Regions from separate parts of the Homo sapiens genome. Here region 2 is linked to region 1. The links are chromatin contacts, found by Hi-C or POLR2A ChIA-PET in ENCODE. All regions are on one chromosome and are shown on one strand. Each heading gives the region's core, a stretch centred on a gene start or an enhancer-like site at or near the end of the contact. The rest is flanking DNA. Distances are from core to core; before and after follow the strand shown. Region 1 holds the start of TCEAL7 (transcription elongation factor A like 7). Region 2 holds the start of BEX3 (brain expressed X-linked 3).

Region 1 (4,499 bases), core at 1,439-3,938:
CCACTCACATTGAGGCTGCCCTCTTCCCCCACTCAATCCACCAATTCACATGTAAATCTCCTCTGGAAATACCCTCACAGACACACCTGAGGAAGCCCAATCATTTTAATCGAAAGCAAAATCACCTAGGTTTCCCTTTGAGCAGAAGAGAGACTGGCTCAGTGCCCACTGAAGCACTGAGAATAAATAATGCTTTAACAGCTATCTGAGTAACCCTTAATCTAGTCAAGCTGACACCCAAAGTCAACCACTACACTCTTCTTTTTTAGCGGGCATGCTTAGGCAATTAATGTTTGATGTAATGATTAATACAATTGGATTTAAAACTAGTATTTTGCTATTTGCTTGCAGATGTCCCATCTTATTATTGTTCCTTTTTACCCTTTTTTCATGCCTTATTAAAAATTAATTGAGATGTGAGGAGCTAGATGTCAGCAAAATGGCAGAACAGGACTTTCCTGCACTCATCCTCCCACAGAAACATAATCTGAACAACTATCTGGGCACAAAAATAATTTCGCAAGAGCTAAGGAAACCAGTTGGCAGATTACAGCACCTGGGTATAGAACAGAAATAAGAAAAAAACACATTGAAAAGGATAGGAAGGAAAGTTTTACATTACCCACATCACCCCTTCCTGAACCCCAGGCTGCACAGCTTGGAGGTACCATCCACTTGGGGGAAGGAGAAGGAAGTGAACACCAGACTTTTTCTTGGATCCCAACACTAGGCCCATCCCAGTAATACCCAGCACTGGACCCGCCCCCATGGTCCCAGACTCTAGGCCAGTACCTGCAGACTGAGCCTCCAGGCCTGCTTTAGCACTAGTCTGGATCCCACAGCCCCAGGCTCCAGGCCTGCTCTAAAAACTCAGTGTCTAGGCCTGCCCCACTGCCAAACTGACCCCCTGGGCTGCAGGCTTCAGCTTCACCCACCTCCCCCATCCCTGGTGCCAGACCTGCCCCCACATATTTAGGCTTCAGGCTGCCTTGGTACTTGTCAGTCATGTATTAAATGTTTTACACATATTAAATATGTAATTTAGTCCTGAAAACTCTGTGAGATACTTCAAACTATTAGCCTCATTTTATAGATGAAGCACAGAGAAGTTGCAGTATCCAAGTTTTACATTCAAGTTTATACAAAAGCTAAGTAAGTACAATTAATTCAAACTAGGATTTGTCCAATGCCATTCTTCTTACTAATATGCAAAGTCTTCAACACCCGAATCCTTCAGCCATTTTATAACTCTGAGTCTAACCATCTGCATGAAAAGCTGTTCACAGAGGATTCAGGAATTTTTCTCCCCACAAACGAATTTTTTGCCTCTATCACAACTAGTCATTCCTTAATAACTGTGACAATGATGCTCTACTGTTTTTAAGACTTTTTTCTGACCACTGAACTTTTTTCTGGAGTCATTTATATCAAACTGATTAGTGGTAACTTTATATTCATAATGAGCTGCAATCTTCCTAAAAACAACTTATGAGAAGTTTACACATCTCCCTTTCTATTGCATATATTTCAAGCTAACAAATCAAGAGCAAATCTACTTAGACAAGTACCCAAATCCTTAGCAACAAAAAGTTTAGTGTGTTGGGTGGCTAAATGTGACTAATTTTTGTTAGTACTACAAGTAGCTTTCAATACATCAGTATGGCTAAATAAGGTCATGGAAAACATAAATAGGATGGAGATGTCTAGGGAAAATGAAAAACTATTCTTTTCTGAATGAGAGTGTTGAAAAAAGTTGGGATATTAGGGGTACAGTATTGAAGAAAAAAGGGTTATGTGTATGGTATAAACTGGAAGAAAGAGGGCATGATACTGAGCTCAAACTAGTTAAAATTTGTGACTTACAGTTGCGATCTGGAAATCTAAGGGCAAGGTGCTGTAGGATTATGGTCTCAGTGACTCACCTAATGGAAGGACCTCACATGCCCGGGAGCCCCTCAAAAGAGTAGGTTCCAACTGACCTGTACATCTTAAACTTCAAAAAATATGTCTGCCTAAAGGGTCTATATTTATATTATGACTTCAGCAGCAGAAACAGGTGGCTGGCCTTTTTATCCTCCTATCTGGAATCTTTTTCCAAATGTACATATCTTTATCATATTTCTGATTATTAAAAGTATATAATAAGTTTATGGAAAAATTGGAAAAGAATAAGAAATTATCAAAACAAAAGTAAGAAGCACAATCCAAATCATTACCTCCTTTCCTAATTCACCCCATTCCCTCCAATCTGGTTTCAAGGATTGGACTCCAAGGGAAATGATGGCTATTAGTGGCTGAGAGGCGATTGGATGGAGGAGACTGCCACTTTTCTTTTCTTGTAGCTTAGAAAAGGATAAGTAATCCTCCCTCTCAGCACAACCACAAAAAAAGTAACAATGGTTAATATAACTTTGGGAAAATGCAGCCCCTCCCTGGTAATCAGAGAAAGGCAAATTCTGACCACAGGGAGAAGGCGCCACTTTTGACCTCTGGAATTAGCAAAGACAAAAATGAGTGACAGGGCCTGGTGTGGTGTGGGGTGGGAGGTTGGTAAGCCGGTCCACTTCTGCAGCGCTGCTGGTGGGAGGGGAAAGTGGGGACCAGAGATGGGGGATGACATAATCCTCACGTGATCAGGAGCTGACGTGAACCGAAGTCCTTATATTCCCGGGCTTCTTTCTCCTCTGGGTACCAGCTCCTTACTGCCCTGCAGACAAGCGTGCCGTGCGTGCTTGTGGCCAAGGGAAGGAAGAGGTAAATTCCTTAAATCCCAGCAGGTTGGAGTGAAGGAACCACTGGACCCCCGGGGTCAGTAGTGGGTGAATCTAATGACTGGAATAGGTCCAGACTTGCTTTCCCAAAACCGCTGCAAAATCGTCGGAGATAATTGTATCTTTTGCAGGGGGAAGCAAGGGGGTAGGTCGAAATCTTTTGAGAGACACCTAGAGATTTAGTGACAGCTTTGAAATAATCGGCTTCTCTCACCCTGGCATGCTTTCTTTTTATCCTTCTCCTCATCTTTCTCCAATTTTGTTAAGAGAAAATTTTAGGCCTGGGGTATGTGTTGGTGTGTGGAGAAAGGCTGAAATCCCGGGATGGAGACAACAGAAATTTAGAGATCATTTGAAAATAGTTCACCTCACTCAATGCCGGCCTGTGGTGGTGGGGTGGGGCGCGGGACGGGGCGAAGGAGGGAGACGCGGGCCTTGCAAGGCCCAGGCCTGAGGGTGAGGAGTGGGGAGTGGAAACGGAAATCCTGAAGGAAAGGATACAGACAGGAAGGAGGGGCCAGGAGGTAGAAATCCGGGGGGCGATGACGGTGATGATGAGAATCCCAGGTTCAAAATAATAACGTCTGTCTTGTCTCTGGAGCTGGTTGATCCACAGATAGCTCCTTCCTCCCCGCCCCTTCCTTTTTGTTTGGAGGTCCCAGGATCTGTGTTCACAGACATCTGGGGGAAGAAAAGGAGCAGGAAACTACCCCGCACAGGTCAGTATGAGAGAGGCACTTAGACTGAGATCTCTGAGGATAGGAGTCGGGAAGGGGCAAAAGCTAGGCGAAATTTGCGGCTTCGCAGTCCATCTCCTTTTCTGCTCCGCCTCTCCTGCCTATTGGAGAGGCCATTAGCTTTGTCTGCTGGGGAAACGGTGGGTTCCTGAGGTGGGAGGGGAGAAAAGGGGGAGATGAGAGGGTGGAGGGAACTGCCGCAGACTTATGAGGTCTGGACCTGTGGGGCAGAGATGGGAAAGTATCTTGCCTCAGAGAGAAACTGACAATCGTGATTCAAAAGTAATGAAGCAATTTGTCTTTACATTTTCTCCCTAGAGTTAAGCAGGAAACAACAACAACATCATGCAAAAACCCTGCAAAGAAAACGAAGGAAAGCCAAAGTGCAGCGTGCCAAAGAGGGAGGAAAAACGCCCGTATGGAGAATTTGAACGCCAGCAAACAGAAGGGAATTTTAGACAGAGGCTGCTTCAGTCTCTCGAAGAATTTAAAGAGGACATAGACTATAGGCATTTTAAAGATGAAGAAATGACAAGGGAGGGAGATGAGATGGAAAGGTGTTTGGAAGAGATAAGGGGTCTGAGAAAGAAATTTAGGGCTCTGCATTCTAACCATAGGCATTCTCGGGACCGTCCTTATCCCATTTAATTAATTTCTCTGACAATTCAATTATTTTCTGTTATTAATGTTGCCACTGCTTTCTGTTTGTCTGCACTTTCTTGATAAATATTTGCTATCGTTTTACTCCAGTCATTCGATGTTGCTGAGATTTACATATGACTCTTGTCAACATCTCATCTTTTGACCCAATCTTATTCATTTAATAAGAGGTCTCATTCATTTGCATGGAAAAATGCTCATTGTATATTGCAAAGTGAAAATAACGAGTTGCAAAACAGTGTATACATATATGTGTGTATATATGTACACTTTATTTGTACATTTCTATGTGACATAATGCAAAGGAAAGTGTCTGATTTTATTATACACC
Region 2 (4,499 bases), core at 666-3,165, 46 kb after region 1:
GAACATTTGCACTCAGGATAAGGTTCAGTCTCAAGTTAAGTTGTTTCACACACCCCCTGCTTATTTCTAATATATTTTGAAACATTCGCACCAAAGGGTAGATGGTTTTGAAACTACTTTCTGCATAATATGTACTTAACTTCTGAGCTCATACTAAGAAGATATTTGTAGGGATGGTTTGAAAGGTTTGGAAAGGAAAGCAGGGAATAAAAGACTCCCTTTCTCTGATGACTGTGATATCAAAAACATCAAAGTTACATAAAATGGTGAAGATCTGACGACCAGACTGCTCCCTGAAGATTCACTTTACAGATCATTTCGAAAACACCAACTGTGTTCAGAAAGAGTCCCGCCTTTCAGGCGCCTGTAGTCCCAGCTACTCCGGAGGCTGAAGCAGGAGAATGGCATGAACCCTGGAGGCGGAGCTTGCAGTGAGCCGAGATCGCGCCACTGACTCCAGCCTGGGCGACAGAGCGAGACTCCGTCTCGGGGGAAAAAAAAAAAAGAAAAAGAAAGAGTCCCGCCTTTTTATATATTTTTTTCTTTTCTTTTTTTTTTTTTTGGAGACGGAGTCTCGCTCTGCCGCCTAGACTGAAGTGCAGTGGTGCGACGCGGCTCACTGCAACCTCTGCCTCCCGGGTTCAACGATTCTCCTGCCTCAGCCTCCCGAGTAGCTGGGACTACAGGCACGTGCCACCACGCCTGGCTAATTTTTTTGTATTTTTAGTAGAGACGGAGTTTCACCGTATTAGCCAGGATGGTCTCGATCTCCTGACCTCGTGATCCGCCCGCCTCGGCCTCCCAAAGTGCTGGGATTACAGGCGTGAGCCACCATGCCCGGCCAAAAATAAAATTTTAAACGAGCTAGTATGTATCAAAAGTAATGGCTTGATGTTGTGTGGAGCCCAGAAAAAATATTTTGTGTGGTACAGGTCAACATAAACAATGAGAGATTTCATTGTGCAGGATAAAGCATTTCCTTTTTTTTTTTTTTTTTTTTTTTTTTTTTTGACAGGGTCTTGCTCTGTCGCCCAGGCTGGAGTGCAGTGGTGCGATCCCGGCTCACTGCAACCTCCGCCTCCCAGGTTCAAGCGATTCTCCTGCCTCAGCCCCCCGAGTAGCTGGGATTACAGGCGCACGCCACCACGCCCAGCTAATTTTTGTATTTTTAGTAGAGATGGGGTCTCACCATGTTGGCCAGGCTGGTCTCACACTACTGGCCTCAAGTGATCCACCCGCCTCGGCCTCCCAAAGTGCTGGGATTACAGGTACGCCACCGCGCCCAACCAGCATTTCTTTCAAAATTAAAAACTTATAATTTATAATTTTCTGAAGCATGCAGATTTTTTAAGGAAATAAAAAGAAATATATACAGTCCACTCCACTTCCTTGCCCCGCTTTCTGACAAATGCCCTCCTGCCTCCCCACCTTAGCCCTCACTCTAAATTTTCTAGAAGGGTAGGAATTCAGGGGCTACGTGGGCATTGATGGCTGTGCACACGCAAGGGGTAGAAGTGGGAGTGCAGCGCAAAGCATGTTGCCAGGTAGAAAAGGAGAGAAAGCAGAAAAGGCCAAAGCCAAGGCCTGAAGTGAGAGGGGGCAGTGGTGGAGGATGATGCAGACCCTCCCTGGTAACCAGAGGAGGGCAAACTCCAACCGCAGAGCAGTGATGCCACTTGTGGGCCCTCAGATTGGAGAGGACCGAGAAGAGTGACAGGGCTGTGCGCTCTGGGGCACCTCATGCAGACGGGAGTAGGGAGGCTGTTTTTTGCGCGTGCATATGGCGGTGGCGGGTGGGGGGAAGGGGGAGATCCTGCTGCACTGGCCGCCCAAGTTGGGGGGCGAGCTCGGTGGTGACGCGCGGCCCTCACGTGACCCAGAGCTGCAGAGCGACGCAGCCTTCGGTGCAGTCGTCACTCGCGTCTGGCTACCAGCTCCCCGCTGCCCTGAGCTCGGCGGGCTGGCATTCGGCCCGGGGAAAAGCGGAGCAGGTAAGGGCTCCGGGGCCCGTGAGCCCCGGCCATGCCAGCAGCGGCTGACCGACCTCGGCGACAGGCGCAGAACAGCGCAGGGGGTCCCCGCCAGCTTTCTCCACACCCCAACATGCTTGGGAACACAGAGGCCCCCAGGGATGGGGAAGCAGGGGCGGCTGGGTTTCCAGGGGCGGCAGAGCCACCAAGAGCGATGGAAACCCACCCCCGAGTCCCTGCAGGAAAACAGCGAACACCGCGGGGGGCTGGGCGTTCGAGGGTGGGGTGGGGGTGGGGGGCGGGAGACGCGGGGCGCTGGCAGCGAGGGGAGCCCGGGCTCGGAGCACGGAAAGGGCCGGGCGGCGGCGGGTCTTCGCTAGCGTTCCGCTGCAGCAGCCCCCACCCCCCACAACCCCCACCCCGGCTCGACTGCAGGTCTGCGAGGCTAAGTGTCTCCGCGGCGCACCTCGCGGCGAGAATCCGGAGGAGAAGGAGACTGCAAGGATAGGCCCAGGTCGGTGCGAGGGACGGTGGTGGGGCGGGGGTCGGAACGTAAGGAAAGCCCAGTCTGAGACCCCAACCCCCTCCACCCCATCCCCCACTCCTATACCGGTCCTCCATTTTGGTGCCTGCAAAGCTCTGGGAAAGAATCCCGGGAAACGAAAAATGGTGGGTTTGGGGGAAGGGAGGTAAGGGGAGAAAGCTGGAGGGAGGGGCTTTAATTGGAGGCCCCGTAGAGGACGCGCGGAACTTCTAAGGTGGGAAAAAACGAAATTAAAAAATCCTTTGATATCAGGGCTCTGAATCCTGCTGGTCAGAGCACCAAGCATTCAGTCTCTCTCCTTGCCTTTGTCTTACTTGTGTTCAAAGAAAAACAACCAGAAAAAAAAAATCTCATCATGGCAAATATTCACCAGGAAAACGAAGAGATGGAGCAGCCTATGCAGAATGGAGAGGAAGACCGCCCTTTGGGAGGAGGTGAAGGCCACCAGCCTGCAGGAAATCGACGGGGACAGGCTCGCCGACTTGCCCCTAATTTTCGATGGGCCATACCCAATAGGCAGATCAATGATGGGATGGGTGGAGATGGAGATGATATGGAAATATTCATGGAGGAGATGAGAGAAATCAGAAGAAAACTTAGGGAGCTGCAGTTGAGGAATTGTCTGCGTATCCTTATGGGGGAGCTCTCTAATCACCATGACCATCATGATGAATTTTGCCTTATGCCTTGACTCCTGCCATTTATCATGAGATTAATACTGTGATTCCCGCTGTTTTCTTTTTCCTTGCATTTTCCTAATATGCCTTTACTGATCCGTTTGCTGTGAACCCTATGTTATTTCCATGTGTCAAGTGGGTCTTGTGTTGCCAGCTTCTATTTGAAGATTGCCTTTGCACTCAGTGTAAGTTTCTGTCAGCAGTAGTTTCACCCATTTGCATGGAAAAATTTAAAGCTAATAAAGCAATTTAAAAAGCAATCTATACATTTATTGTCTCATTAAAAATGTATACTTACATATAACAGATGAACTAAAAAAAAATCTGAGATTAAATACACTAGAGTGTTAATTGGTGAACATTTCTGTGTGTTAACTAATCCCAGCACTTTGGGAGGCTAAGGTAGGCAGATCACGAGGTCAGGAGATCGAGACCATCCTGGCTAACACGGTGAAACCCTGTCTCTACTGAAAAAAAAATACAAAAAATTAGCCGGTCGTGATGGCACACGCCTGTAATCCCAGCTACTCGGGAGGCTGAGGCAGGAGAATGGCTTGAACCCGGAAGGCGGAGGTTGCAGTGAGCCGAGATCACGCCACTGCACTCCAGCCTGGACGACAGAGCCAGACAGTCTCAAAAAAAAAAAAGTAATATGTGACATTTTTTTCCTTTTATTATCTGGAGTTTGAGAAGCAATGAAAATTATTTTTCAATGAGATTATGAATGTAGTGCAGATACGTAACAATACTGGCTCAACAAATTTGAAGAGTAAACTCTAACTATCCTTCAGTCTTAACTGGAATAATAAACCTTCCCTTTATTACAGATGCATTCCTTTAAAGAGCCCGTTTTCTGCTCTGTGAAATGGGGAACAATGCTTGTCTTACAGGGCTGCTGAGTGGAACTGATGAAATGTGGAACTGTGTTGGGCTGGCTTCTGTCCCCAACTCCCCAACATTTAACAGGACCGGGACCCCCATCAGGTACTTAGGACTGGAGGAATTATCACTCATGTTTACAAGTCCAGACAGTGAAAATAGGTGGGTTCCCCCATATCATTCTTGTTATTTGCAATCCTCCTGCTCCCCTGATTACTGCCTTCTTGATTGGCCACACTTTCCCTTCTGCTGGATCCTATTTCTGTTGCTGTTGATGAGGTGCTAGGGTCTTCAAGGTAACAAGCCCCACTGATTTCTCTGGAGTCTCTGGTGAGCCAAATCCCCCTTTGACCTCTATAGAATTGTGGAGAATGTCTTTATAACTTGAGAGTTATATTTATCCTGGTGAGTACAACTCTTGTGGTTCTT

Evidence for each region. A loop is a pair of places that touch in the nucleus more often than their neighbours do. ChIA-PET counts read pairs that join two places held with the same protein, here RNA polymerase II (POLR2A). Pooled maps may share reads with other maps.
Region 2: a loop to region 1 is called in a pooled map, with 2.3 times the contacts of the local background. The contact joins the promoter of BEX3 here to the promoter of TCEAL7 in region 1. A Hi-C loop is called at or near these places in 4 of 168 maps with a recorded cell type or tissue (Caco-2, endothelial cell of umbilical vein, mammary epithelial cell and 1 more) and 13 of 50 pooled maps. POLR2A ChIA-PET finds 5 or more read pairs at or near these places in 8 of 52 experiments (HEK293T, OCI-LY7, SK-N-SH and 3 more).

What each region holds. Positions count from the first base shown.
Region 1 is chrX:103,327,551-103,332,049 of GRCh38, forward strand. It overlaps TCEAL7 (transcription elongation factor A like 7), which reads left to right and starts at 2,689. Exons shown (of 3, transcript NM_152278.5): 1 at 2,689-2,754; 2 at 3,373-3,490; 3 at 3,827-4,499. The coding sequence starts at 3,854. The coding sequence ends at 4,156. RefSeq lists an enhancer at 3,205-3,704.
Region 2 is chrX:103,374,623-103,379,121 of GRCh38, forward strand. It overlaps BEX3 (brain expressed X-linked 3), which reads left to right and starts at 1,916. Exons shown (of 3, transcript NM_206917.3): 1 at 1,916-1,991; 2 at 2,406-2,484; 3 at 2,888-3,542. The coding sequence starts at 2,900. The coding sequence ends at 3,205.